3 separate regions of the Homo sapiens genome follow, and regions 1 and 2 are each linked to region 3. The links are chromatin loops, found by intact Hi-C in ENCODE. Cell type or tissue: GM12878. All regions are shown on one strand. Each heading gives the region's core, and the rest is flanking DNA. Links, peaks and the distances in the headings are about the cores only. Region 1 has its middle 360 kb from the start of ERVE-5. Region 2 has its middle 280 kb from the start of ERVE-5. Region 3 overlaps LINC02987 (long intergenic non-protein coding RNA 2987).

Region 1 (10,336 bases), core at 4,757-7,256, 270 kb before region 3:
TCTTTGCATGTGAGCCCAACTTTATTTGAGTGTTGGCGGTCTCTGAATTTTAGGATTAATGACATTAAATGTTTTGTTTTGTTTTGCTGAGACAGAGTTTCACTCTGTTGCCCAGGCTGGAGGGCAGTGGCACAATCACAGTTCACTGCAGCCTTAAACTCCTGTGCTCAAGAGACCCTCCCACCTCAGCCTTTCCAGTGGCTTGGATACAGGCATGCACCACCATGCCTGTCTAATTTATTATTATTATTATTATTATTATCATTATTAGCTGTAGAGATGGGGTTTTACTATCTCTACAATATTATTATTGTAGAGATGGGGTCTTACTATGTTGCCCAGGCTGATCTTGAACCCTGGGCTCAAGGGATCTTCCTGCTTTGGCCCCTCAAAGTGCTGGGATTACAGGCATGAGCCACCTTGCCCAGCCCTAGATAATATGCTTAATCTCAAATCCCTGCCTAATTGATACTTAAAAGTCTTCCATTTGCAATTCTATTTTTTTTAGTTGATTGCCTCATTCTAGGCTATGAATGGGTAACACGAACCTCTTTGATCCCATGTAGCTCCCTGTCACTCCTGCTCTAGGTCCAACTCTGACATTTATTGAATTTTTGAAGTTTCTTAGTTATTTTCCAGCTGTTTTCCAGAGTTAGGAGCTTGGAGATAGAGGTTTGCCATGAAAAATTACCATAAAGTCAGTACATATTTCTCCATGGGGAAGCCGAGCCAGAGAGGCCTGATTCATGCAAGTTCATGTTTCACCTTTGTCATAATTGTTCTAATGACATGGTAACAAGAAGCAGATGGCCTTCCTTACAGGAACCTCCAGAAACCAGATGGTGTGAGCATCTGAGACAGGCAGGGACTTGGTGGTGAGGGGAGCAGTAAATGAGGGGAGAGCCACAGGCTCTGACCTGTACTAGGTTTCAAGGTTTATCAAACTGAGCTGCATACCTGGGGTGTCCATTTAGACAGAGAAGAACATCGCACCATCTGGTCAGTGGGGTCCCTCTGAAAATGATACCTCTCAGGATGGAGGCAGAGACCTTCCTCTCAGCCTCATTCCTATGGTCTCTTGTGTCACACTGAGCAACACATCTGTTTGCTACTTCCTGGAAGAGTGTAAGAGAATTCATGGTCATTATGAAAGGTGTGGATGCCAGAAGTTATCTAGATATTTCAGATATTCAGACATTCATGTTTAAATATATTTGTAGCCAAAAAATGTTGGACAGTTTAAATAGCAAGATGCATGAAATAGTTGTGATAAAATAATTTGTACAGTGACATTTAAGCTTTGCACACAAGCAATATTCATTAAATATCAAATCGAACCTCTAATGTTGAATTTCTCTGAATTAAGTCCTGGCTTGTTTCTCTCATCTCTTCTTCTCCATTCTTTTACCAGTTTCTCTCATTCATCCCTGAGGCTTCAATACCTGCTGACACAGCTAGGCTCTGCCACACAGCTAGCCTGGATGCCTCATCTGAGAGACAAAAGTAAAACATATGTTTGATAAAGGGTTAATATCCAAAATATGTTGGAAACACATACAACTCAATAGCAATCTACCAACCAAACAAATCTGATTTAAAAATGGGCAAATGACCTCAACAGACATTTTTCTAAGGAAGACATGCAAGTGGCCAACAAGTACAAGAAAAGGTACCCAATATCATTAACCATCAGGGAAAAGCAAATCAAAAACCATAATGAAATATCACCTCACACTTGGTGAGTTGGCTGTTACCAAAAAGACAAAAGATAAGAAGGATGTGGGGCAAGCACATGGAGAAAAGGGGACGCTTGCGCACTGATCATGGGAATGTACATTTGTACAGCTATTATGGAAAACAGTATGGAAGGTCCTAAAAAATAGAACTACCATATGATCTGCAATCCCACTTCTGGGTATACACCCAAAAGAAAAAAATCAAAGATATATCTGCACTCCCATGGCTATTGCAGCATCATTCACTATGGCCACGTTATGGAATCAACAACCTAAGTGTCTAGCAATGGGTGAATGGATATAGGGAATGTGGTATTTATATATGATGGAATATTATTCAGCCACACAAGAAGGAAATCCTGCCACGTGTGATAACACGGATGAACCCCAAAAAGACTGCTAAGTGAAGTAAACCATTTAGTTACTTTTTTTGTGGAGAGACACTTAAGATCTCTCTTAAATCTCAAGTAGACCATGCAATATTATTAACTATAGTCACCATTATTCTCATAACTGATGGTTTATGCCATTTGACCAACTTCTCCCTATTTTCCCCACCCTTCAGTCCCTGGTAACCACTGTCTGCTCTTTGTTTCTGTGAGTTTGACTTCTTGAAATTCCATAATATAAGTGAGATCAAGCAGTATGTTTCTTTCTGTGTCTGGCTTATTCACAGATCAGGAAGCTGACTTAGAGATACAATGTGACTTAAGTAAGGCCAAGTGGCTCTTGAGCGGTGGAAATCGAATCTGGTCCTCAGGTCTGTACACTTACCCACTGCTCTATGCTGCCTGCCATGACTTCTAGTGCCTCTTTCTCTTCCTGGAATTCTCTAAGCACCCAGCCTGGCCCTTCTGTCTCCTTTGTACCTGCTTATCCCATTACTCAAAGGTCAAGATCATGGGATGCATCTGTGAGCATCTGTGAAGTTCTGGGAATTTCCATGTGCTTGAGGGATCCAGTGGCTGTTATCATCTGTGGTGCCTGAGAACTGGGAAGAAAAGACAGAAATGGAATGAGTGATGTCACCGAATGCTTGCTTAATGTCTGCCCATGTTCACAGCTCAGGATGAGGACTTTTAGTTGACTAACAGCTTCGATTTCCAGAATAAAATATCTAGTGATTGTTTGAACTGCGAAATCCTCATTATGTGAAATGCCAATTCGAAGCCCCAGCGTGTTACCTTCTCCTGGACAGTAATGCTTCTGAACAGAAAGGGCATCTTACTCGAAGTGAGCATGCAATTAGTCTTGACAAAAGAATTGAAAATGAAATCCTAATTTGTGCTGTGTTTATCGATCTGCACTGCTGTCTTTGCTGCAGCCTTGGAGCTTGTCTCCATCAGCACCTTCTTCCCAGGGACAGCTCTTTTTATGTTGAACATGGTCAGGCCTAATTGGAGTCTTGCTGTTGGTCTCCCAGAGCTTCAGGAATCTCAGTTCAGCCTCAGTTGGAACAAGGGAGTTGGGTTACCCCAACAGTACTTTGGAAAATGAATCATGGTGGTTGCCGATATTTTCGTTGGCATTTTTTCAGAAAGAGCCAGTGCCATGGCACTAGGAAGGGCCCCTGCTGAATAGCAAAGGAGGAGGCAGTCCTTGTAGAGAGACCAGGCGGTAGGACAAAGTTAGGGTTTGCTTTATGGTTTCCCCTTCCCTCTGTTTCTAGAACTCACACAGAGAGTTTGGACCCCTGAAAGTGATTATTCTTTTGCTTGGGATGATTTTCCCAGCATGTGCATAACTGACTGTGTCTCATTATTCAGGTCTCTGCGCAAGTGTTGCATCCTCAAAGAGGGCTTCTCTGGCAGTCCTATATAAAGTGTCTCTACTTTCCTGGGCATTCTTGTTCATACTTTCTCATTTTATTTACTCATGTAATTTGTTATTCTGTAAAATTACCTCATTTATTTTATGTCTCTCCAGCTAGAATATATGTTCCATGAGGTCAGAGACTCGGTTTTGTTTTCTGCTGTCTGCTGAGCATAACGGGTGCTCTATAGGTGATTTTTTAGTGAACGATTAAGTGAGCGAATTAATGAAATCCATTATAGAGGCAGCTAATCAGGTGGGCCTTCCCTCTGTTTTAGCTGGCAGATTTTAAGAGTGAAACCCAGAATATCTCTTCCAGAAAAGCCTAAGATGAAGCAAGGTTTGAATAAAGTCAAGAGGGATAGAGCTTGGTGGTGAATAAAAGGAGACTTTTACTGCTTCTCTCAACTTCAGCTGAAAATCTTTCCTGAGGCAACATTGTCAAGCCCATTACTTGGGTTATTTCACAAGTCATCAAAGGGTCTGCCATTGATCTGGGTTGTTGGGAGACTAAACAAATGCAATTCCCTAATTGGCTTCTAGATGGAAACTGCATTCAGCCCTGAGCTGAGAGCGATTTATCTTGTATGCAGGACAGTGGTGCGGAGAGGAGGAGTAATGGGCTAGCATCGGAAAGGGATAGATTGAGTTTAGGTGTTTAGAAATAACTGTTTTGTCAGATAAATCAGGCAGTGGGGCGATCTGATTAACGATCACAGAATAATCATTTGGTGCTTTAAAAGAAGCTAGAAATACTGAGAGAAGAGAGAATAAGAAATTGAGGGACAAGACGAGAAAAAGTTTTCTTATTCTGCATTGTTCCCACCATCCACTTGGGGCCACCCGCAAGTAAAAGAGAAGCTGTGTTCACACACAGATGAGTTTAAAAGGGTGAGAAATCTCACTTGAAACTAGCATTAAGATGCATCTTATGCTTTAAAAAATTTTTAATTAAGGTATAATGCATGCAGCAAACTTTGTAAAGTGCACTAATTTTAAATGTACAGCTCAATTAATTTTTACGTCTAAAATCATCAACCAGACAAGACATAAAGCATTTCCAGCTCCCCAGAAGAGTTCCTTTTGCCTCTTCCCAGTTAACATCTCCCAGAAGTAGCCACTGTCCTGAATTATACCCTCATACATTATGTAGTCTTTTGAACCTGGCTTACTGTGTTCAGCTGTGAGAACAATGTCTGTGTGATTTATCCATGTTATTGTGTTTCTTAGCAGTTTATTATTTTTAATTTCTGTGTCATATTCCATTGTATAAATATACGAAATTTATTCTCTTGCTGATGAACATTTGGATTGTTTCCAATTTTTGGCTATTATAAATATATTTAAAATAAATGTTTCCAATAAATGTTGGAAATATGCTTGGATATTTTCTTGACTCTTTGTGGGTGGCCAGGAGGGTTGAGGATTGGAACTTGGAACCAAAGTCTCTGAAATAAAGTTCGAATCAATCATACCCTCTGGTTCCCAGCAGCCCTCCATATAGCAGAAATTATAATCTCTGGACATTGCACACAGTTAAACAATTTATCTAACCTAGGCAGCCAAAATGTATTCCACTGCAATGATGACAATTCATTCCTCCTTATACATGATGGGTCACAGGCAAGAATGACACCGTAATAGCCAACATTTATTAAACACACATTATGTCCCAAGCCTGTGCAAAACTCCACCTGGGCTACCTCACTCATTCTTATTTACAGATTACAACATAGGCAGTATTTTTATCTCTTTTTAAAGATGAGAGGCTGTAGAAAAGATCATTCAAATGCAAAGTACTAAAATAATATAAAAACTTAAATCCTTTAATAATGATAGACTCAAAAACAGTAATAATTTAAAATAGATGGAGTGGACAGGGTGTGTTAGGACAGGGTTAGCCATCAAGGAGTCTGTCCCCGGATAAGATAGGCCTTGGGCAAACAGCTCTATGGCGGGTGTTCCAGTGTAGCTTCCTCTTTGTAGACTGACTAGCTATATAGGGGAGTAGTTCGCAGGCTCAGGGATGTCTGCACATGCATGAGTTGGGTGCTTCACGAAAATGCCAGTTCCTTGGTTACGCCCTAAGGTGACTGAACCAGAATTTTGGAGGATGGCTCTCAGGCATCTTGTTTTTAACATGCACCCCAGATGATGCTGATGGGTAGCCAGGGTGGATGTCTCTAGAGCCCCCTCTAGCGGTGACTTTTGAAGAAAGTCTTTGCCATTGTTGTCTCATCTGTTCAACTTGTGGGTGATTGACTGGGCCTTTGAATGCATTGACCAGATGACTTTATGTCACAAAGCCTTAATCACTAACTTTATATAAATCTACTTTCACAAATAATATAACCGTTCAATTCTTTCTGTGATGGCTGCTTTTATTTCCACAAAAATCAAGACAACAGCACATCTAATTAGACTCACAGAATGCTCAAGAGTTTGGGTCATGTGTTTTGGCTTTTGAAATTTATCTTTTTAATTTTCAGTGATAGAGATAGGGTGAGAGGAGCATACTTTTTTTTAGAACCTAATTTTTGACTTTCTAAGTTCAAGACTCATTATGACCCAGTTTTTCAGGGATCAGTAATGATACAGTGCTTACATTTCATAGAATGCCCATATTGGAGATGAAAACATATGCTCCTTTCCTTGCTGCTGTTCTATTTGGAGGGTATTTTATGAAAGTGTCAGGCTGATGAGTAACATATCCTTATCCATATTCAAATTTTCCAGGAAGTTATCTACAAATGGCTTCCAGTAATTTAAAGTAACTTAATGTACTGTAAGCAAAACTCCTTTTCTCATTTGTTTTCTGAAGTGAGAGAAGTATCACCTAAATATTTCATTAATGGGAATCTTACAAAGCTTCCCTGTATCTCAAGAAAGACCAAGGGCTACTGAAGGATCTTGTCCTTGGTCCAAGGGATTTCAGGGGATGCACCTGTCTTCCAGGTGTATCATAAAGGTCAGGAGGTGTGTCTGGAGGTGTTGCAGGGAATGGTCCTTAGCTACTCCAAGCTTCCTTAGCTCCAGTCTGGGGAGCTGGAAAGGCGTCAATCTTGTGCAAGGTGAGTGGAGATGCTCATGGAAACAGTGGAGGAGCTGGTGCTTGAGTGGAAGAGAAAACGGAACACCCTGCATTTGGGTCATGGTCCCAGCACATACTGACTGCACACCCTTGGGCAAGTTATCTAACCTTTTTGTGCATGCACTGATCTATAAAATGTGCATGATGATGATACAGCATCAGCCTCCACAGGGTTGCTGTGTGCACTCCACGGGAATCTGTATAAAGCTCAGTGTCAGACAGCAGTCACTTTTCTTATTGTATCTGGGGCTGCAGACCCTGTGTCTCTTTCCCAGTGGAACTTATAAGTGCTCAGCTGTGATGTTTTTACAATGTACAAATAAGTTGCTGATTTGTTCAGTTTTTGTTTACACTTGGACTTTTATTTATTTATTATTTTTAGAGACAGTGTTCTTCTCTGTTGCCCAGACTGAAGTGCAGTTGCACAATCACAAGTCATTGCAGCCTTGAACTACTGAGCTCAAGCAATTCTCCTATCTCAGTCTCCCAAGTAGTCATGACTGTAGGCACGTGCCATCATGCCAGAAAAATTTTTCAATTTATTTTCTTTTTTTTGTAGAAACAGGGTTTTGCTTGTTGCTTAGGCTTGGATGGTCTTCATAATAAAAACTCCTGGAGCAGGAAGTTTGGAGTGGTTGTTTCATGGAGTGTTGATAACCTGAGTTGTATGATTTAGATGGATGGATAACAGTAGGGGCTTGATGGAATAAAGCCTCTCCAGCCAAACTACTCATCCCTCCACCTTGCCTGTGGGCCCCATATTTCACCATTGTGATGTGCGGGAGTGTGTGGCAGCAGGTGGCAGTTGTCTTGATGAAGCCCAGAGCTACCTGGCAGAATCCTGGGAGAATAAGGTACATGTGTTCTATGGGGAAAATGTGCAGAGACATGGGTGCCATGGAGCTGGGTGTAGCCAGTGAACCAGGAATGGCAGCCAGGTCTGCGGAGACATGTCACTGCCGCAGTCCCTCCAGCCCACACGTTTCAGCTTGCAGGTGCCTGCTAGCCACGTGACTACAAAGGAGGGGCCTCCAGCGTGTCCTTCCAACACTCCTCAGACCTGAAGGATTATTTTTCCTCTCAGCCAATCTTCCCCTTTAGGGGTCCTAAATCTCTTTTAAATTTCAGCTTAGCCAAAACTCTCCAGCATTTAAATACAATTTGAATCTGAATGTCTTGGGACTGGGTCTGTGCTACAGTTACCTCCATTTCTGCTGCCTGTCACTCCCAGCTTCACTTTTCCCCTCCTGCTGACCCTTCTGGGCACTTAACTGGGTTGCCTTTGGGAAGATATGAGTTTTTCCAGGAAACCTTCCCTGCTGCCCCCAAGAATCCAGCGTTTCTTTGGACTTCTGCAGCCTCCTGCGTTTTCCATCAGTGCTTTGCACATCAGTGTTTCTTTAAACCATTTATTAGGAAATAGTTATAGATCAGAGCAGTTGCAAAACAAGTGCAGAGTTATACCCATCTCCCAGCCTCCACCTATGGCAATATTTTATATAACTGTAGTGCATTATGAAAATCAGGAACTTGGCATTGGCACAATGTGCTTAACTACTAGACTACGATGGACAAATAAGTTGCTGATTTGTTCAGTTTTTGTTTACACTTTGGAATTTGTTTTTAATTTTAGAGACAGGGTCTTGCTCTGTGGCCCAGACCGGAGTGTAGTTGCACAATCACAACTCATTGCTGCCTCAAACTCCTGGACTCAAACAATTGACCTGGTCTACTCAGATTTCACCAGTTTTTACATGGACTCATTTTTTTGTGTGTGTGCATGTTTTTGTGCACAGTTCTAGGAAATTTTGTCACCTGTATGGAGATTTGTATAGACATCACCACAATCAAGATACAGAACTGTTCCCACACCATAAGGAACCTCCTCCCCATACTGTCTGTGTCTTAATTTCCTCTTCACCTGTCTGACTTCTCCAGCAGGTGGTCAGCCTGCTCAGAGCAGGGTTCTGCTCACTGCTGAACTTTTTAGGACACAGAGTAGGTGCTCAGAAAATAGGAGTTGAAGAATGAGGGAATGAATCTGGAAGTCTTTCCAGAATGACCTGCGCATGCCAAGCCCTGTGCTGTGGGGGCTTCAGGGAGAGTGAGATGTGGTTTCCTGCCCTCTGGTGGTGGCTGAGGTCCTGGGCCTCTTGCAAGGAGGGGACTGCGGTTCGAAGCCTGGGACTTCCAGCGGCAAACAGGTGGGCCCAATGCCCACTGTGCAAGACAAGCCATTTTCTGCTTCTCGTGTTTGGTTTTAGACAACCCATTTAGGCATCTTGTATGGGACACAGTTGGGGTGCCTGAGATCTTCACTTCTGCCTCACAAGCCTGACTACACTCAGAGCCTGGCACCGGCCCCAGGAAAGTCCAAAGTCATTTCTACCGCTAGGATACAAAGTTGGTGACAAAAAGACACTAGCTGAGGCGCTTCTCAAGCAATTGTGTGGGGTCTTTTTAAAAGATTAATCTGTGCTCACTATTTTCCCAGCCAAATTGTTCAGGTTGGAGAAGCCCCTCTCTTTTCACCACCATCTCCTGCTCCACCTGTTCAAGGTGTCTTTGGATTTTTATCCTGCCTGGGTACATAGAGGACTTTAAAAAACAGACCCAGGAGGAGAATTGCTTTTTGAGGCTTTTGTTTTGCTCTTGCTTATTATTTTCTCCCTGTTTACTTGTTTGCAAATTTGCACAGTTATTGGAAGAAACTTTCTGAGCACAAATCATGTAGGCAAGATTAATTTTGTTCCCCAATCAAATCTATTTCTGTGACAAAAACATTTTAGCTTAGGTTTAAAAGTGTCTGGTGAATAAAATTAATTGCATCAACTAAAGAAAATGCATTCTGTCCAATGCATATAGATATTCTGTCAACAAGACAAATGGACTCAGTAGTAGAAGTATCTCTGTGGGTGAAATGCATAATAATGTAATTACTTTGCCAACAAAATGCTAACTTGCTTTAATCATTCTGTTCACAGTATAATGTAAAGTGATTTAGTGAGTAAAATGAATCCACTACAAATTGTTTTATGGTCATAATGCAGCCCTTTGGTGGACTGTAAATTGATGATAATAATTTTATGGGCAAATGATTTTTCAATTAAAATGTCTTTTTACAGACAGAATGGGAGTGTTACAAATGGCTCCCAATAACCCTGTGCCAAGTCACAGGCAGAAAGTGCTGTCACCTACATTAACCAAGCCTCAATTGGAAAGACTCAAAAGCTCAAAAGGTGATTTATTTTCATCAAATTTGTAATTTCCTTCCCTCCCACTTGAGAAGTATTTTCTTCCTGCCTTTACTGACCCAATAACAAAAATTAAATCTAGCAACCAACCCACCAGTCACCAGCAGCCATGTTTCCTTCCTGTGCCTTAATTGACTATGGCTGTATTGTTCATTAATAAGCTCTTAAACCAGGGCAATTGTTTCTGCTTTCTAGTATGGGCCCCATTATCTCTAGTGCAATAATTATTGCACCCATGAAAATGAAAAATTATTATAGTATAGTGGTTTTGAATTTCAAGCCTATGTTGAAGGAAATAATGTTTTTATGTGGGCTAATTGTCATAATTTCTTTTTAGAAAGGTGCAATTTCTGACCGGTTATAACTTTGCTGTTTCAACATCATAGGTGCTTGGAAACAGCCCCTTCCACAGTGAGTTTGCCTCGGTAGGGAGAAGAGCTGTG
Region 2 (10,336 bases), core at 3,626-6,125, 350 kb before region 3:
TCACCTGGTCCCTCCCACAACACCTGGAAATTCAAGATGAGATTTGGATGGGAACACAACCAAGCTGTATCATTTCACCCCAGCCCCTCCCAAATCTCATGTCCTCACATTTCAAAATGAATCATGGCTTCCCAATAGTCCCTCAAAGCCTTTACTCATTTCAGCATTAACTCAAAAGTCCACAGTCCAAATTCTCATCTGAGAAAAGGTAAGTCTTTTCTGACTATGAGCCTGTAAAATCAAAAGCAAGTTAGTTACTTCCTAGATACAATGTGGGTACAGGGATTAGGTAAATACAGCCATTCCAAATGGGAAAAAGTGGCCAAAACAAAGGGGACACAGGCCTCATGCAAGTCCAAAATCCAGTGGGGCAGTTAAGTCTTACAGCTCCAGAATGATCTCCTTTGACTCCATGTCTCACATCCAGGTCATGCTGATGCAAGAGGTGGGCTCACATGGCCTTGAGCAGCTCTGCCTCTGTGGCTTTGCAGGGTACAGCCTCCCTCACAACTGCTTTCACAGGCTGGTGTTGAGTGTCTTTGGCTTTTCCAGGCCCACAGTGTAAGCTGTCAGTGGATCTACCATTCTGGGTTCTGGAGGACAGTGGCCCTCTTTTCACAGCTCCAGTAGGAAGTGCCCTAGTTAAAACACTGTGTGGTGACTCTGACCCCATATTTTCCTTCCACACTGCCCTGGCAGAGGTTCTATATGAGGGACCCACCCCTGCAGCAAACTTCTGACTGGACATCCAGGCGTTTCCGTACATCCTCTGAAATCTAGGCAGAGGTTCCCAAACCCCAATTCTTGACAGTTGCCAAGGCTTGAGGCTTGCACCCTCTGAAGCCATGGCCCAGGCTCTTCATTGGCCCGTTTCAGTCATGGCTGGAGTGGCGAGGACACAAACACCAAGTCCCTATGCTTCATACAGCATAGGAACCCTGGGCCCATCCCATGAAACCACTGTTTCCTCCTAGGCCTTCAGGCCTGTGATGGGAGGGGCTGATGTGAAGACCTCTGACATGCCCTGGAGACATTTTCCCTATTGTCTTGGGGATTGACATTCAGCTCCTCCTTATGCAAATTTCTGCAGATGGCTTGAATTTCTCTTCAGAAAAAAAGATTTTCTTTTATATTGCATTGTCAGGCTGCAAATTTTCCAAACTTTTATGCTTTGTGTCCCTTTTGAAACTGAATGCCTTTAACAGCACCCAAGTCACCTCTTGAATTCTTTGCTGCTTAGAAATTTCTTCTGCCAGATACCCTAATCATCTCTCTCAAGTTCAAAGTTCCAAAAATCTCTAGGGCAGGTGCAAAATGCTGCCAGTCTCTTTGCTAAAACATAGCAAGAGTCATTTTTGCTTCAGTTCCCCACAAGTTCCTCATCTGCATCTGAGACCACTTCAACTTTGAACTTATTGTTCATATCATTATCCGCGTTTTTGTCAAACCCATCGAACAAGTCTCTTGGAAGTTCTAAACTTTCCCACATCTTCCTGTCTTCTGAATCCTCCAAACTGTTATAACCTCTGCCTGTTACCCAGTTCCAAAGTCACTTCCACATTTTCGGGTATCTTCTCAGCAGTGCTCCACTGCACTGGTGCCTATTTACTGTTCTAATGAACATTAGTCTGTCTAATGCTCATTAGTCTGTTTTCATGCTGCTGATAAAGGCACACTTGAGACTGGGAAATTTACAAAAGAAAGAGGTTTAATTAGACTTACAGTTCCACATGGCTGGGGAAGCCTCACAATCATGGTGGAAGGCAAGGAGGAGCAAGTAACGTCTTACGTGGATGGCAGCAGGCAAAGAGAGAGCTTGCACAAAAAAACTCTCATTTTTAAAACCATCAGATCTCATGAGACTTATTCACTATCATGAAGACAGCACAGGAAAGACTTGCCCCCATGATTCATTTACCTCCCACCGGGTCCCTCCCACAACACCTGGGAATTCAAGATGAGATTTAGTTGGGGACACAGCTATATCGGAAGGTTTGCAAAGAAAAAAATCAACCCACAAAAGTCAGACTAATTGGAGAAAAGGCATATAAATGTGTTAATGTGCACACAGGGAGAAAAACACAGAGTAAGGACTCCTACCTCCCAAAGGGGTTCAGAAGCTTACATGCCATCTTGAGGCTACAGAAAAAAATGGGACTTGCCATCAACTGTGGATTGGATAAAGAAATCTACATTTGTGGATTTACATGTTGTACATATATACCGTAGAATACTACACAGCCATAAAAAAGACGAAAGTCATGTTCTTTGCAGCAACATGGATGCAGCTGGAGGCCATTATCCTAAGCCTATTAATGCAGGAACAGAAAACCAAATACTGCATATTCTCACTTATAAGTGGGAGCTGAACATCAGGCACTCATTGACATAAAGATGGGAACGACAGACACTGGGGACGTTACAAGGGAAGGGAAGGGAAGGGGGGCAAGGGTTGAAACACTGTATATTGGGAACTATGCTCACTACCTGGGTGATGGGTTCAATCATGCTACATCCCCTGAATCTAAAATGAAAATTGAAATTAAATAAAAATAATTGGGGCTTGGATTGCGGCAAAACAAATTATGGTGGTAAAACAGGTGATGGGAGGGGGAGAAGATGAGGCCTGGCTAGCATAGGTAGGCTTGTTAAGTAGCTAAAACCTCACAGGTGGCTGCCCTCAGAGAGGGTAGGTGGTAGATGTCTTTTTTAGACCTTAAAAGGTGTCATGATCTCAGTGAATCTTTCCTAGATCCAGACAAGGACAAGGGGAGGCCTCAGAGAAAAACTCGCAGTATCAGTGCAGCTTCCCTACAGATGCAAATCTCCCCCCACAGAAGACAGCTTTGCAGGGAGACTTCTGTTTGCCAGATCTCTGAACAGCCATCTCAAATTATTTCAAAAATATATTTTGGGGTAAAATATTTGGTTTCCCTAACTGCTTACAATAGTGTGGCTAGATCCTGAAGAATTTACATAGATTGTAGCATCTCTAAGTGGCAGGTTCTGCCATCACCTCTACTGTAGAAGTGAGGAAACTGAAGCTCAGGGAGTTTAAGTCACTGGCCAAGTGCACGAAGCAAGTAGTTGGTGAAGCTCTTACTTGCTGTGCTTTGAATCTTCTTTTTCAGTTATACTCTTCCTTATGCCACACCTCCTTCAGACCTGGAGGGCAGGGCATCATCTCAGCGTGCCTCCCGCCCAGGCACAGTGGGAGGGAAGCATTAGTAAGGGCTTAGCAAGTGTTTAACGAGTAAAAGAATGAATGCTAAGAACGGCTGAACTGTGATATGAAGGTGGGATGTATTCACAGTTCATATTTACTTGGGTTGGTGGGGCACGGTACGCAGATGTTATAATTCTGGATGAAAATCGAAAAGCAATTCGTGAGTGCTTACAGAGAAGCCAGCATGGCCATCACTAGATAAAAGGGTACTTTTCCAGCCTGGAGATACAAATATCATCTTTGCAGGTTTGCACGGCTTTCCCCAAGTCTTTTTTGAAAACTCTGCATGACAGAAATTCTAAATGAGTTTCCTCTCAGTTACCAGATACTTTGGAAGGGAGCTCTTGCCCAGATTTGCCATGCAATTCGCTGCCGGAAAACTCCATCATCCTTACCTGTCTCAGAGGGCAAGTTTTCCCATCTAATTATCTGAAGCAGCAGCTGGGGATCTAAGTAAAAGCTGGAGGGTTTCCACACAATTGCTATAGACTAGCTGCCTGTCTTTTAAGATAGTGGCCTGACAATTTGAGGAGACACTGCAGAGTTCCTTAGCAATGTTGCCTCGACTGTGACCTACCAAAGCTATTTATATGTGGATAAAAATGCAATCCAAACTCAACAGTAGCTTATTTTTAGTTCTCCTGGAGTGAAAATGCCCCTATAAATTGCCAGTTCTGGCAACTTTGCCTGCAGTTTTTGATTTTATTTAAATGAATGCCCACTGTTGACAAGATATATTGATAAGCCCACGTCTTCAAGATCAACCCACAGATGTAAAACATGATCAGCTACTGCAGAGAGGCCTTTGATTCCAGGAAATTGTCATGTTCCGTAGGCAAAGGTTCACTCTTTTTCTGTTGCTGGAGATCCTCTGTATTTTAACACAAGTGCTCCTCAGTTACACAGGGAAGACTCACTTAGAGATTTCCTGGGTCCATAGCAGCTTTATGAGGACAGAGGGATTTTAAAGGAAGGTACAGTCTGCGTGCAATACCTGGAGTAATTCTGCACCTTTGAGGGATATTTAAAGCCAGATTAACTGATTCTCGGTTCACTCTAAATAAGAGTTGATAATATGAACTCCCTTTGCATTTGAAGTCACTGAATCTTAAAAATAAAAAAGGGAAGTAAGATGTTGGTCCCGAAGTTGCTAATGGAGACAATGTCACTTGGGCCTCCTGGTAAAACACTGGCCTTTGCGTCTCTCCTCTTTCCTTCCTCCCGTTTATCCATTCATGCAAGCGCACGTGTTGCATTGGAGGCTCTACTCCGGCCACTGTTCCCAATGGTGGGACATGGCAGTGAGGAAGGCAGGTAAGACTCTACTCTCATCAAATTTCAACATAGGGCGTGAGGGTGTGGGAAAGGCAGGAAATATGCAGGTAAATAGATGAATAAAGAAAGTATTTTCAATGCGAAAAGGGCTATGAAGAAAAATGAAACTTGTGTCTTGTAGAGAGTGATGTGTGGAGTGCAGTGGCTCCTTTAGATGCAGTGAGTAGAGTTTTCAGAGGAGGTGACCTCTCAGCCAGTACCCGGGTGAAGAGGACGCCGCCTATCAGAGGGGCTGAGGAAGGGGAGCTGCACATAGAGGACAAGTCAGGCAGCCCTGACCTGAGGCTGCGCACTGCCTCCTGGGAAAAGGTTAAAAACCTGAGAAAGTCCTGAGTTGAAAATGTGGAGCTTGTCTGTGCCTCCCAGGACAAAGAGGGGAACCAGGGGAATGCAGATGATTCTCCTCCAAGCGCTTCCACCAGAATTTCACTCTTGGAAAAAACGCTTTTTCAGGTATTGGTTATTTTCCTGCTTGGCCACTTGATGGCACTGTTGCCCGTATAATTTTGCTAGGTCCCTGTTGAGGATGGTGTTGGAAATAATGACATTGTGTCTTCCTGAGACAGACTTTTTTTTTTTTTTTTTTTTTTTTTTTTTTTTTTTTTACCATGTTAAGAAACAATTTGCTACTGCTGAAATTCTTTTCCACCAGGAAGGGCTGCTTTCACCCAAAACCTAGAAGAGGGTGGCTATTTCTGTAGACATAGGTCTAAAAAAAGTCTTTATGGATTTTGGAACCCCAAGAACCACCAAATTCTCAGTCTCAATAAAACTGCCCAGTGACTCACCTCACCCTTGTAAACCAAAAGGTATCTGAGGCAAGTCTCAATCAATTTAGAGGTTTATTTTGCCAAGGTTAAAATAACCTTGGCACAGCCTCGGGACATCCTGACGACATGTGCCCAAGGTGGTCAGGCTACAGCTTGGTTTAATACATTTTAGGGAGACATAAGACATCAATCAATAGCTGTAAGATGTACATTAGTTCATCCCAGAAAGGTGGGACAACTTGAAGGCAGTGGGGTTGGGGAGGCTTCGAGGTTATAGGTGAATTCAGAGATGTTTCTATTGGCAATTGGTTGAAAGAGTTAAGATCTAGAATCAACAGAAGGGAGTGCCCAAGTTCAGATAAGGGGCTGTGGAGACCAAGATTCTTATTGTGCAGATGAAGCCTCCAGGTTGCAGACTTCAGAAAGAATAGATTGTGAATGTTTCTTATCTGACTTTTAAAAAGTGCCAGACTCTTAGTTAATTCTCTCCTGGATCAGAGAAAAGATCTGGAAGGAAAAGGGGATTCGCTACAGAATGTAAATTTTTCCCACAGGAGACAGCTTTGCAGGGCCATTTTAAAATGTGTAAAGAAATCTATTTTAGGGTAAAATATTTTGATTTCTTTCAGGGCCTGATACCTTTCATGTGATGCTACACTACATTCAGGCTGGAATTTGGTGTCTTATTGCTACAAAAAGTCTTAAGATCTCTGTTTTAATGTTGATGCTGGTCAGTTGTGCCTGAATTCCAATAGGGGGAGCGTATGTATGGTGAAGGGTATCCGGCCCTTGCCTCCTCATCATGGCCTGAACTCGTTTTTCAGGTAAACTCTGGAATGAATGCTCTTGGCCAAGAGGAAGGGTCCATTCAGATGGTTGGGGAGCTTAGAATTTTAGTTTTAGTTTACATCCCTGAGGCAGAGTGGGATTTCTAGGGAGTGAGAGATGCTAAAAAAAAATGTTCATCTGGGAAAGCCGGCATAACAGCCACACAATTAGCAAGACGCTCCCTCAATAAACCTTGGGAACTGGTTGCTGTGAGGAATGGAGGAAATTCCATCCCCTGATGAGAAGCTTATCAAGTCACTTAATACTCTGCATAACACTGTGCCATTTTGCATTGGAAAGCCTTGTATCCTGCAGAGAGGACGAGTGATGGAGTGGATACACACGGCTGCTAGTGCAAACCTGTAAGCCAAGGTGAGTCCCATTTTCAACCTCGAGTCCCATTCTCCTGGAGACCAACCTTCCTCTGTGGCCCACACTGCACCCTACAGACACTGTCAACATTTCCTTCTGTTTGGGTGTAACTTTTGCGTTCCTACAGCTCTAAAACCAGCATTGTTGGCACAGCCTGCTGTTTCTTGAAAAGCAGCTTAACCTCTTTACCTCTTTACCTTTACTTATCAAAATAGGTTCCTAGTGGCCACTGAAGCTGTCAGAGGCATTTGAACCAGAGCAACTCCATTTTCAATAGAGGCTGGGTAAAATAAGGCTGAGACCTATTGGGCTGCATTCTTAGGAGGTTAGGAGTTCTAAGTCAGAGGATGAGATAGGAGGTTGGCACAAGATACAGGTCATAAAAACCTTGCGATAAAGGTGGGACACAGTGGCTCACACCCGTAATCCCAGCACTTTGGGAGGCCGAGGTGGGTGGATCACGAGGTGAGGAGTTCAAGACCAGCCTGGCCAAGATGGTGAAAATCTATCTCTACTAAAAATACAAAACAAAAAAAAAGTAGCTGGGCATGGTGGCAGGTGCCTGTAATCCAAACTACTTGGGAGGCTGAGGCAGAGAATTGCTTGAACCCAGGAGGCGGAGGTTGTAGTGAGCCGAGATCATGCCGCTGCACTCCAGCCTGGGTGACAGAGCAAGACTGTCTCAAAAAAACAAAACAAAACAAAACAAAAACTTGCTGATAAAACAGGTTGTAGTAAAGAAGCTGGCTAAAACCCGCCAAAAGATGGTGATGGAATTGACCTCTAGTCATCCTCATGGCTTATTATATGCTCATTATAATATTTTAGCATGCTAAAAGACACTCCCACCATTGCCATGACAGTTTACAAATGCCATTGCCATGTTAAGAAGTTACCCTATATGGTCTAAAAAGGGAAAGAATCCTCAGTTCAGGGAGTTTCCCACTCGTTTCCTGGAAAGCTCATGAAAAATCCACCCCTTGGTTAGCACATAATCAAGAAGTAACAATAAGTATCATTAGCAGCTGAAGCGGCTCTCTGCCTTTAGAGTGGCCATTTTTTATTCCTTCACTTTCTCTAATAAACCTGCTTTCACTTTATGAACTCACCCCAAATTGTTTCTTGTGTGAGATCTAAGAACCCTGTCTTGGGGTCTGGATCGGGACCCCTTTTTGGTAACAAAGTCTCTACTTATTTAGCTTAGTGGCCAGCTAATAACTGGACAGAGGTTTCTTTAAATGCCTGGAATGAAATATCTCTCAGTCTTTGCAGATGGGTTTTCTGCGTCTGTTGGGGCACATGGTCAGCACTCTGCCAGGAAATTGGCAACTCTGTCTCAACTTTCCTTCCCGCTCCTGCAGGGCCTCAACTTCAGTCAGTGGTGAGTGCTTAGGGCCTTCTCCGGTTCCTGGACATGTGCAAAGCCCTACTGGACAGATTCTCAGGGTCTTATAGATTCCCAGGAATGTGACAAAGCTTTTCAGGGTCCTTATGGACATCTCATTCCTCAGCTTTTCCTTTAAGCTTTTCATTAGTCTATTGTTTGCCCCAAATGCTATCCATTACCTCGGGCAGCTGTACCCGTTGAAACACTAGTAAATGCTACAGGCAAATGCTCCTCCCTCCCCCAAGGCTTTTAGTACTGGGCCACTAATAAAGACAAGGTCTTTCAGGGAAGCACTAGACAGGTCAAATAATGACTCTCTTTGGGAATGAGATCTATTCTATCCCTTTCAGTACAGGGAGTGCAGGTGATTTCCAAGGCTGCTGCTGAGCTGGAGCAAGAGGATGAGACTAGGGCAAGTCAAAATGCTACAAAGCCCTCGGTTCTTACTGGGATTCAGCTGCTTTTCTTACATAAACACTCCCTGGGGTGTTGCAAGCAGTTGGTGAATTTTCAGAGTTCTGAAAAAGTTGTTTCTGGCCATTTTTGCCAGTTTTTTTTATGGCTTTTATGGAGGAGTGAACTTTCAGAGGTTCTGTACTCTGCTGCCTTCCTGATGCTTATCTGCTCCTTTCCTTTTGGAGCTGGGATGAACCTGTCTAGCCATGTTGAAGCCACATCTGCATAGCATCAGACAGCCCATCAGTTTATGTCAATGAGACTGAGGTAACACTGCCGTAAGCTACGACATACAGCTGTCTGTATTATTGTCCCCTAAAGTGCAGAGAACTCTCCAAAAACAGTTGATTTTTACCTCACAGTTGATTACTAAGAAAAAATACAACCTCAAATTAAACTCCAAGTGGGAGAATGCTGCAATGTTAAAATTGTCATAATTCTCAATTCGGTACAGACATGTCACTCCAGTCCGATATTGTCATTGGCCCATTCACTCAGTCTCTGTTGAACAGCTGGTATCAATTGAACCTGGTGGCCTGGAAGAGGCAGAGCTGAATAAGATGTAGTCACCTCCTAAAGGAGGTGAAGGAGACAGCCAGACCCAGCAGCTCCTGGCTCAAGGGCTCTGAGGAAGGGGTGTGCAATGGCCCCAACAGACCTCCTGAATAAGGTGGCATTTGGGTTCAATGGGTTTGGGCAAAAGTATTTATCCTCATAAATATTCTTGACTTAAAGATCTTTTAAATTTTTTATTTCTATTTTGTAAAATTTCAATGGCTTTGGGGGTACAAGTTGTTTTTGATTACACAGATGAATTGTACAGTGGTGAAGACGGAGATTTTAGTGCGCCCGTCACCTAAGTAGTGTACATTGTACTCAATAAGTAGTTTATTTTCTCTCACCTTCCTCCCACCCTCCTGCTTTTGAATCTCCACACTTCATTATATTACTCTGTATGTCTTTGCGTACCCATAGCTTAGCTCCCACTTATAAGTGAGAATGTTCAATATTTGGTTTTCCATTCCTGACTTACTTCACTTAGCATAATGGCCTCCAGCTCCATCTAAGTTGTTGCAAAAGACATTATTTTGTTCCTTTTTATGGCTGAGTAGTATTTCATGATTGTGTGTTGGCCTATCAGTTGATGGGCACTTAGGTTGATTCTATGTCTTTGCAATTGTGAATTGTGCTGTAATAAACATATGCATGCAAGTGTTTTTTTGATTTAGTGACTGTTTTTGGGAGGTAGATACCCAGTAGTGGAATTTCTGGGTAGAATGGTAGATCTACTTTTAGTTCTTTGACAAATATCCACATCTTTTTCCACAGAGGTTGTGCTAATTTACAATCCCACCAGCTGCGTATAAGCGTTCCATTTTCACTACATCCACACCAACATCTATTGCTTTTTGACTTTTAAAAAATAGCCGTTCTGACTAGGATAAAGTGGTGCCTCATTGTGGTTCTAATTTGTATTTCCCTGATTAGTGATGTTGAGCATTTTTTCATCTGTCTGGTGGCTTTCTGTGTGTCTTATTTTGAGAAATGTGTATTCATTCAACTCAAGGATTTTATCCTTGCTTTTGTTTCTTCCTGGAATGTTCTTACTTCACTTACCTGGGTCTCTCCTCTCATTCAGGTCTCAATGCCAAGGTCTTCCCTGAGGACCTGATCTAGTTTCTCTTTCCCTATTGAGATGGAGCAGGAGCCCCCTTTATTAGGGGCCTGCAGACCCCAAACATGGAAATCAAGGAGAATCATGATTGCCTTCAAGGGAAGTTCCAGGCACCTAGCTAGCTCCAGAAGTCAATAAGTAACTTATTAAAAAAGAAGGCAATAGTAGCCTAAAGGACACCTGAGGAAATTAGAGTCCTAGGGATGTTTGTTTTTCCTAAAGAATCCAAGGAGAACATCTTAACCTGTACTTCTGAGTTGTCTTTCAGAAACTCAGACCCCCACTGG
Region 3 (10,336 bases), core at 4,357-6,856:
AGCCTTTTTTTGGCGGGGGGGGGGGGGGGGCGGGGGATGAAGTCTCGCTCTGTCACCCAGGCTGGAGCGCAGTGGTGAGATCTTGGCTCACTGCAAGCTCCGCCTCCTGGGTTCACGGCTTTCCTCAGCCTCCCAAGCAGCTGGGACTACAGGTGTCCACCACCATGCCCGGCTAATTTTTTGTATTTTTAGTAGAGATGGGATTTGACTGTGTTAGCCAGGATGGTCTCGATCTCCTGACCCCATGATCCGCCTGCCTCGGCCTCCCAAAGTGCTGGGATTACAGGCGTAAGCCACCGAGCCTGGACGAATGATAGTCTTTTTTAAAAATTGTGCATACATTATAGCTTTATATATTCATAGGGTGTATAGGATATTTTGATACAGGCCAACGATGTGTACTAATCCTACCAAGGTAAATGAAGTATCCATCACACATTTGTCCTTTGTGTTACAAATAATCTAATTATAATCTTTTCATTATTATTAAATGTACAATTAAATAATTACTGACTATAGTCACCCTGTTGCGCTATCAAATACTAGATCTTATTCTAAATACATTTTTGTACCCATTAACAATTACTTCTTACTCCCCATCCCCCATACTACCTTTACCAGCCTCTGGTAACAATTCTTCTACTCTCTATCTGCACAAGTAAAATTGTTTCAACATTTAGCTCCCATAAAAAGTGATAACATGGGAAGTTTGTCTTTCTGTGCCTGGGTTATTTCACTTAACATAATGAGTTAATACTCCATTTCATTATACTCCATTTCCATCCATGTTGTTATTGCAAATAACAGAATCTCATTATTTTTTAAGGCTGAATAGTATTCCATTGTGTACATGTACCTTTTCTTTATCCACTCATCTGTTGATGGACACTCGGGATGCTTCTAAATCTTAGCTATTGTAAATAGTGCTGCAACATACATGAGAGTGCAGGTATCTCTTATCTCTGATATACTGAGTTCCATTCTTTTGTGTATATAGCCAGCAGTGGGATTGCTGGATCATATTGTAGCTCTATTTTTAGTTTTGAAGACCCCCAAACTGTTCTCCATAGGGGTTGTACTAATTTACATTCCCACTAACAGTGTACGACTGTTCCCTTTTCCCCATATCCTATCCAGTGTTTGTTATTGCGTGTCTTTTGGATAAAAGTAATTCTAAGTGAGGTGAGATGGATGTCTCACTGTAGTGTTGGTTTGAATTTCTGATGATTAATAATGTTGAGTATCTTTTCGTATATCTGTTTGCCATTTGTATGTATATTTTAAAGTTTTGAAACAGATCCTCACCCTATTACCCAGGTTGGAGAGTGGCACAATCACAGCTCACCACAGCCTTGACCTCCTGAGCACAGGTAATTTTCCCATCCAGGCCTCCCTTGTAGCAGGAACCAGAAGCATTTTCCATCAGCAGCTAATGTGTCTTCTTTTGAGAAATGTTTATTCAGATCTTTTGCCCATTTTTAAATCAGATTATTAGTTTTTTTCCTACAGAGTTGTTTGCACTTCTCATATATTCTGGTAATTAATCCAGATAGTTTGCAAATATCTTTTCCCAGTCTGTGGGTTGTCTCTTCACTTTGTTGTTTCCTTTGCTGTGCATAAGCTTTTTAACTTGATGTGACTTCATTTGCCCATTTTTGTTTTGGCTGCCTGTGCTTATGGAGTATTAAAAAATCTTTTTCCAGTCCAATGTCTTCAAGAATATTCCTAATCTCTTATTTTAGTTTCATAGTTTGAGGTCTTAAATTTAAATCTTCAATGCATTTTGATTTGATTTTTGTATAAGATGAGAAAAACTAGTTTCATTCTTCTGCATATGGATATCCAGTTTCCCCAGCACCATTTATTGAAGACACCATCCTTTCCCCATTGTGTATTATTGGCATCTTTGTTGAAAGTGAGTTCACTGTGGACTTATGGATTTGTTTCTGAGTTTTCTCTTCTGTCTCATTGGTCTATGTGTCTGTTCTCATGCCAGTGCCATGCTGTTCTGGTTACTATAGTTGTAGAGTATCATTTCTATTCAAACAATGTGACTCCTTCTGTTTTGTTTTTTTCGTTTTTTCCTGAGAATAGCTTTGAATATTCTGTGTCTTTCGTGGTTCCATATAAATTTTAGGATTGTCTTTTCTATTTCTATGTCTATGAAGAATGTCATTGGTTCTTGCAGATATGTAGAGGTAGCACATTAGTGATCTCGGATTTGATCTGGAAGAATTCTCTGCATTAGCAGCCAGAGACTCATTTCTTCTCTTACTTTCCCCCAAACAAAAAGAGTCTCTCTGTGCTGAGCTTTCTGGAGTTCGAAGATGAGTGATACAAGCACCCCTGTGGCCACTACACCTAGGACAGCACTGGGTCTGATCTGAAGCCCACACAGCACTGTTACTGCCCAAGGCCTCTACTGTAACAACTCCCTGGCTGCCAGCTATTTTGCAGTAAGCCCCAAGGCTCTACAATTAGCAGGTAGTGAAGCCAGAGAACCTTCTGTCCTTCACTTAAGTGTAGTAAGTTCCCCCGGCCCCTGGATGGGTTCAGAGGTGCTGTCTGGGGGCTAGGGCTGGGGTTATAAACCTTAGAAATCCACCTGGTGCTCTGTTTTACTGTGACTGAGCTGGCACTAAAACCATCAAACACCTTTCCACTCTTCCTTCCCCATTACCCAGGCAGAGTAGTCTGTCCCCATGTTCACCAGCATCACAATCCCCTGGGGTGTACTGCCAGGTCACCACTGATGTTCACTAAGGCCCAAGGGCTCTCAGTCAGCTTGTGGTGAATGCTGCCTGGCCTGGAACTCACTCGTCAGAGCAGTGGGCTCCCTTCTGGCCCAGGGAAAGCCCAGAGATGCCATCCAAGAGCCAAGGCCTGAATCAGGGACCCCAACAGCCCACTTGGTGCTTTTCTCCACTGTGGCTGCTCTGGTGTCTAAGCTCAAGACAAAGTCCTCTGTACTCTTCCCTCAGATTTTCTCAAGCAGAAGTTGTCTCTCCTCATAACCACCACAGTTTGGAATGTGCTGGGTCACACATGAAGCCAGCAGATCTCTGAGGCTCACTAAAGACCCATGACATGTACTACCTGCTTACCACTGCTGATTATTCAGGGTCCAAGAGCTCTTTAGTCAGAAAGTGATGAATCCTGCCCTTACTGATTCCTTCCCTTCAAGGCAGCAGGTTCCCTTCTGGCCCAGGGTTTGTCTAGAGGTATTATCCAAAAGCTAGGACCCAAAATGGGAGCCTCATGACTCTGACCAGTGCCCTCTCCTACTGTGGCTGAGCTAGTATCCAAGTTGCAAGACAAAGTCCTCTTTACTCTTTACTCTTCTCAAGCAGAAGAAAGAGGTCTCTGTCAGAGCTGTGAGCTACACTGCCTAAGATTGAAGGAGGGGTGGTACAGCACTCCCTGGGCTGCCCCATCTGCTGTCTCTCTAGGTCACATGCCCCCCAAATACACCGGCTCCAAGCCCAGCACAACACTCAGACTTGCCTAAGAGTTGCGGTCCTTGTGGCCTAGACAGTCTTTCAAGTTTATTAAGGACCCCAGAATACTTTATCCCACAGCAGTGAGGCTTTCCACAACTCAGTTTTCAGCCACTGGGATGGGTGATTCCCTTCAGGCTAGGGCTAGAAATGTTCCATCCGTGGGTGGGCACTGGCTGAGTTCAGCCCAGTTTTGCTTTCTGCTATGACAACGCAGCACTGAGTTCAATGCAAAGTCTCACACTGCTGTGCTCTCCCTTCCCCAAGCATGCAGATTCTCTTCTTGTCACATGGCCAATGCTAGGACATAAGGGAGGGCTGGCATCAGCAACTCAAGACTGTCTTTCCTACCGTGTTCACTGCCTTTTTCAGTGATACAAAGTTTAAACCAGGTACTATAATTATTTAGCTATTTTTAGTTCTAATAAAGGTGTTTTTTATTTAGATAGTTACTCAATTTGTTATTCTTATGAGGAGAACAATTGGCAGAGACTTCTAATCAGCCATCAAGCTCTACTTTTGTGATCACATACATTCTGGATGGCAGTCTTATCTGGAGTAACGGGCAAATGTAAAAAAACAAACTCTTGCCACTGCCTGTCATGATATTGTTCTTCATATGCTGCTCAACGACAGCAACAGGTGTCCCTTTATATTTTCTTAAGTGTCACCCATATAGCTATTCTCACTGTCCTGTGGACATTACTAGAGTGTTTGGTGGAAATGCTTCCCTAGCTCACCCTGCTTACAAGCTCCAAGGCTCTTCCCTTTACAACAGTCGTAAGGCCAGACTGGAAGAAAGCCCCCATGAAGCCCATGTTTCAGTATCATGTTGGCACCGTCTATGAGCAACCCCATGACTCAGCAAGATTTCTCGCACTCTCCTTGGTAACTCAAGTCCCACAGATTGCTGCTGTGGTTGTATGAGTGCCCCAGGAGCCTCTTGAGTGTGGTGGGCATTGTGTGATGCCTGGGCAATTTTTTGCATACTGCCTCAAGGAAACACTGGAGCAGCAAACTCATCAACCCAATTTCTAAACACATGCAACACTCCTAATGGGGAGGGCACAGGGATCTGTGGCTATTCTGCATCTCAAGTTTTCTATAAAAAAACAGACATTTAAATATAAGGGAGAAAACATCAGCAAAAGCAAATACACAATGTGTGACTGAGGCTGAGGCTATAACTTCTCCATAGTCCAGAGGCCCTAGACCTTAAGAGTGGCCAATTATTTCAACAGCCAGACATGTGTCCCTTAAAAAGAGACTGGAACTTACAGACAGCTTCTAAAAAGCCATAAAGATATTTACTGTGCTATGGTGTTCTGGTAGTGCACTTGTGAAGTATTTGCCAAAAACCACCAGAAAAATACTTTTCCATGTATGAGCAGAGCAGATTATTACAACAGTAACTCACCAAGACCTACCCATTAACAGTGAAAAGATATGAACTTTTATACTAAAGCTGGATATAAAGAAGTATGTGGTTTTATGTGTTTTCCTTATCTGCACACTGTAGCCTTTAAAAATATGTCTTAAAGTGTTACATTTATGGGAGCAAATAAGGTAATGAAAATGGTTAGAAAGTTCACAAAAACCTTAGAAACTCACATGTCTTTAATGCTAGTGTTCACAAAGAGCCTGCAGTATTCCCTATTCCATATAGTCACATCTTTCCAAACTTTGGAGGTGAGAAGAATGGCTCCCATGACAATCTCTTCCAGTTGGTCGGGCAAAGGTCTATCTCCACATAACTTAAGAGTCTTTCTATGTAAATATGCAAAATAGAGCACTGGCCTTTGATTTAGTTCACTTTAAGTGCTCTGATAAGAACTCTTTTGAATGACAGATTTCTTCTGGTTTTGACCAGAAAGTGTCTTTTATTCTTATGCTCTACATACTTTGCTTGGTCAGGCAAAGCAAGAGACCACATTACAATCATAGGTCAGATACTTCTGCTGCCTACTCTGCCTATGGGAATTTCCAGCCCAATTTCGGTGACAAGAATGCCTGCATATGTCAGCCAAGGCCACCATGAAGAGAGGCAGTGTCATCATCTTCACACTCATAAAAGGCAGCACACACTAAGGACCAGTGTGGATTGAAGTTGTTCAGGAAATACTCAAGTGCCTACCAAATGTAATGTCTCATACTTAGCTGGGAGGTAGATAGAAATTCTACAGGCATGTCAAGCTTGAATATATAAAACCCATGTGATAGTGAGCAAATGTTAATCTCCTTTTCACAAACACTAACCCTTTTGTGGTGCTAGCTTAAAAAACTGCTGGTCAAGAGAGCCTCCCAGTGGCCGCTGTGCAGAGCAGCATGGCAGGTGCAGGTCTCAGGGGTTGTAAAACATTCTCAGTATTCAGTTGCTTGATAAAAAACACATGTGTATAAAAGAATGGCCCTCCTCTCAGCCCCTATTTTCCCATCTTCATGATCACTTCATGAAAATTTATTCTCTCTTACATCCTGCAACTTAGTCAATTCTGTTGGTTTAAAGGTGGAAACAGCTGCCAGTTTCTGCATCCCTGGGATTCCTCTAAGCCTGCCGAGTAGTTTGTGAGACAATCTCATGAATTAGCACATGTTTGATAGTTTACATTTATCAAACATCTGCTTTACAAAGAATTGGGCAAAGTGAACAGCTGAGTAAAGATTAAAGGTGAGCTGTGAGGAGGTGTTACCTCAGAGGGTGCTCTGCAGAAGAGTATGTCTGCGAGCTACCTGAACTCTTTATGTCAAAACAAAGGGAAAAAGTTTATTTTATACGAGTTTATTTCTTGTCTGAAGGTTATGATCATCAGCTCAGATGTAGAAATGTTTTCCCCACTGATGCCAACTTTTCTCAGTGCAGTTGATCCCATTCCACTTTTGCAGAACACTGTTCCTACAATCACCTCTTTTTGAAGATTTTGTGCCTCTCTACTAGCGATTTTCCCCAATCTAACTGTGTTTCCTTTGTTCCCATCTCACTCCCCACTACTCCTCCAGCTGTGTCATCTCATTGGTGCTCACAGCACCATGCCCTCATGCCAGCTCCTCATCTTCCATCTCTCCTTAATGTACACTGCCTGCCCCACTGACATTACTCTTCCAACACTTCTCTTGCCTAGGTTTCTGGTGCCTTCACACTTACAAACTGGAAGTCTCCAGCCCAACAGTCAACCCCCCAAGCCTTTTCTAATCTTGTACAGGACATTGCCATCTGCCTAGCTGCTGGGGCCAAATACCTGCATTTGAGTTACCCTTCTGCAATGTCTCCAATGCCTGTTATGTCTGCCTTCACTGGTAGTCTGCCTGGGTTGATTATGAGCCACAATCTCTCATTGCTCACCTGTATCACTCTAATTGCTTTTTAGCCCTCTTCTCTGCCTCCAATCTGCCTCCCAACCATGGCCTACTTTCCCCAAAGCAGTCACCATAACCTCTTTATTAACAGCACTCACTTCCCTGCTCAAGATCTACATGAGTCCCCTATCAAACTGGAATAAAACCTTAACATCTTCCTATGGCCTGAAGCCAAAAGGCCCTGTGAGCTGTGGCCCTGCCTGTGTGGCCTTATCTCCACTGCTTCCCTTATTCCTCACTCTGACCACACTGGTCACCTTGCTGTTTGTTCTGTGAACACATGTGAAACACATTCCTGTCTCTGCTGCCTGTAATGCCAGCACTCCTTCCCTTCGTTGCTTTGGGCAGGTCACTGTTCAAATGTTGGCTCTCTAGAGAGACTCTTCCTTATCATTCTATCTAAAGTACTGAGCACCCCGACACTCTGAATCCCTTTATCCAGCTTCCTCTTCCTGCTATTTGACACTACCTGAAAAACTACTTGTGTCTCACTAGAACATAAGCTCATAAAGGCAAGAACTGTATTCAACCTGTCCTCCCTTCTACCCCAGCACTTAGAAGAGTGACACAGAGTCAGTATCCAGTGAGTGTTTATGGAATGAGTCACTTCTCGGCAGCATTCAGCACTGTGACCACAGCATCTTTTAACTCTTTTATTATCCTTTCCTGCTTTTCCTCCTCCCATTCTAGCAGCTACTCCTCTGGGGGCCTGTCCTTTACTCACTATAAGTCCTTACAGACCTATCGTCTCTCAATTTTCTTTACCTTTTTTAAGACAGGGTCTAACTTTGTTGCCCGAGCTGCAGTGCAGTGGCATGATCATGATTCACTGCAGTCTCCACCTCCTGGCTCAAGTAATCTCCCTGCCTCAGTCTACCATGTACCTGGGGCCACAGGCATGTGCCATAATGGCTGGCTAATTTCTTTCTTTTTTTGTAGAGATGGGGCCTCACCTTATTGCCAAGTCTATTCTAGAACTCCTAAGCTCAAGCAATCCTCTTGTCGTGGCCTCCCACAGTGCTGGGATTATAAGGGCGAACCACCACACCTGGCTTTATGTTTTCTTTTCTCAAGATATGGGTTCTCACCATGTGGCCTAGGCTGGACTCAAACTACTGGGCTCAAGTAATCCCCCCCAGCTCAGCCTCCCAAGTAGCTGGGACTAAAAGTATGAACCCACCATGCCTGGCTTGTCCAATTTTATTCTACACACTTACTCTGCATTTGAACAGCTGCTATTACTCTTCACTCTGCATCTCTACCACAAATTCATGCTCTAGTCCCATATATCCAAATGATGACTAGACACTGCTACTCTGCTATCTAAAAGGCACATCTAGTTTAGCCTGAGTACAAAACTCTCCCTTTTCCAATCCAGCTTTCCCCCCAGCATCATCTATCTGTCTAAATCTGGAAGCACCACTCCTGCTTCCCTCCAGCATGTGCTGAGAGTTCCAAATGACTTGCAGCTCCTCGAAAAGGCCTGTGTCTGGTCCAGCACCCATTGAGGGCTTTGACTCAAGTGCACATCAGAAGCCTTCTCTCCTAAACTCTAATTGAATGGTAAATAAGTAAGTATTGACCTAAGTATTCTTTCCTTCCCAGCCATGCAGTTGACTTTCCTCTATAGGTTGGCTGTGAAGAGGGGTAAAACAATTTCAACAATTTGAATAGAATTTATTATTAACATTTTTACAATAGGAATTCTGTAGGGATGATGTAAATGTAAGGAAACAGCTATGGCTTGGAAGACTAACGAGCAAAGCTTGTGTCCCAGGCCTACTGGAACCACATTCCTGGGCAATTTCATAAGCAGGCACAAGTGATCAGTAGGGGTAGATTAAGACTCATGGCCCAAGGAACAAAGACGACACGGCAGCAGCTGTCAATCACAGCCTGCATGAGAACTGCCTGAGGAATGCAGCCTGGGACTCAGCTCAGAGCTCCACTGGAATCCGTCTCCTTACTGCTCCCCATCCCAACACCTCCGCCTGCCTTGCATGTGTGTACACTTCATATGCACTGATGTGTGGGGGGGAAATCAGAAATCTCTCCCGCTGCTTTTAATAGCAATGGTTCTATTATGAAAAACGCAATGGCAACATTTTAAGCTGTAATGATGATACAACTCGAATGTGTGTATTTACTTTGCTTTCATAAGTTTCTCTTAAAGTTTGTATAATAATTTCAGAAGCAAACTTTTTTATTTTATTTTATTTTTTAGGCAGAGTTTTGCTGTGTCACCCAGGCTGGAGTGCAATGGGGAGATCTTGGTTCATTGCAACCTCTGCCTCCCGGATTCAAGCAATTCTCCTGCCTCAGCCTCCTGATTAGCTGGGATTACAGGCATCCCCCATCACACCTGGCTAATTTTTATAATTTTAGTAGAGTTGGGTTTTCGCCATGTTGGCCAGGCTGGTTTCAAACTCCTGACCTCAGGTGATCTACCCGCCTCAGCCTCCCCGCAAAGTGTTGAAGTTACAGGTGTGAGCCACCACTCCCAGCCCAGAAGCCAACTTTTATTTAAAAACAGCACCATACCCTGTGTACAAGTACCAACTTCTAAAAATGCTTTATAAATAAGAAATATCTTACCAAAGTTACTATTGCAAATTCAGCTGTTAGGTTTGTGGCTTTAAAAAGAACATGGACAAATCTGTAAATAAACTTGTGTTCAGGAACATACTCAAAGTATTCCTTTGGCATCTTTTCTTGCTGAAAGAAGAAAGGATGTGATGTAAGTATCCGTTGGAAAAAAAAATGAAGTATTCTTAAGACAGCAATATTCATACTTGTGCCTGTGTGTCACTTAGAACAATTTGGATTGGGGAGATGTCTTTTAGTTTCTAAAATACGAACAGTGGAATCTTAAGATACTATAATGATTCAATAGTCATCAACATTCAGTGAAAAAAATGGGCTCAAGCTCAGAAAATTTTTATGTTCCTTTCTACTCTTTTTCCCATAGAATTCTATAAAAATGTAAACTACTTTTAGGCTTTAAAGTCTTACTTACTGACAATAATTCATTCTCCTCTGCAACAAACTTTGAAAAAACACATTTAGTTTTCTGTAGCCATAAGGCTCTAAGGTTGCACTATTCAATACAACGGTCACTAGCCACATGTGGCTATTATGTACCTGAGGAAGTACACTTTTAATTTGTACACCATTTATTTAAATTTACATTGTTTTTTATTTCTATTCACAGAAATCATGTATATGTGTTAAAGGCATTTACAAAAATGTTTATTGTTTGATGCTACTGACAATTATCTTTTTAAAAGATACATTTTCTGTTATTTGGATTATATATTTACTCTCATTAGCTCACTAATTAACCAGAGCTGCAGGTCATTTCTTATTCCAGCACATCCTTTTTATAACAGTTCTTAAATAAGACGATTAGATGCAACATGGCATGGGGAAGAATACTTAAAAATGTCTTTGACTTCAGTGTGAAACAAACACAAGTCTATGAGAAA

What was found. Peaks named below come from ENCODE experiments on the same cell type or tissue, not always from the same donor. Only the 100,000 strongest peaks of a DNase experiment are listed, where the experiment ranks them.
Region 1: a loop joins it to region 3, with 2.8 times the contacts of the local background. A loop is called at or near these places in 10 of 110 quality-filtered maps.
Region 2: it touches region 3 in a loop (18-fold over the local background); 80 of 110 quality-filtered maps call a loop at or near these places.

What each region holds. Positions count from the first base shown.
Region 1 is chr19:28,237,921-28,248,256 of GRCh38, reverse strand. No RefSeq gene overlaps it. Among named protein-coding and RNA genes, the nearest start is that of ERVE-5, 360 kb to the left of the region's middle. In GM12878, for the core only: a CTCF peak has its summit at 5,743 (motif pointing left); no DNase peak of the experiment used is centred there.
Region 2 is chr19:28,320,240-28,330,575 of GRCh38, reverse strand. No RefSeq gene overlaps it. Among named protein-coding and RNA genes, the nearest start is that of ERVE-5, 280 kb to the left of the region's middle. In GM12878, for the core only: a CTCF peak has its summit at 5,046 (motif pointing right); a DNase peak (open chromatin) is centred at 5,103.
Region 3 is chr19:27,969,635-27,979,970 of GRCh38, reverse strand. All of the region lies in intron 3 of LINC02987 (long intergenic non-protein coding RNA 2987), which reads right to left. Among named protein-coding and RNA genes, the nearest start is that of LINC00662, 180 kb to the right of the region's middle. In GM12878, for the core only: a CTCF peak has its summit at 5,814 (motif pointing left); a DNase peak (open chromatin) is centred at 5,570; H3K27ac peaks cover 340 bases.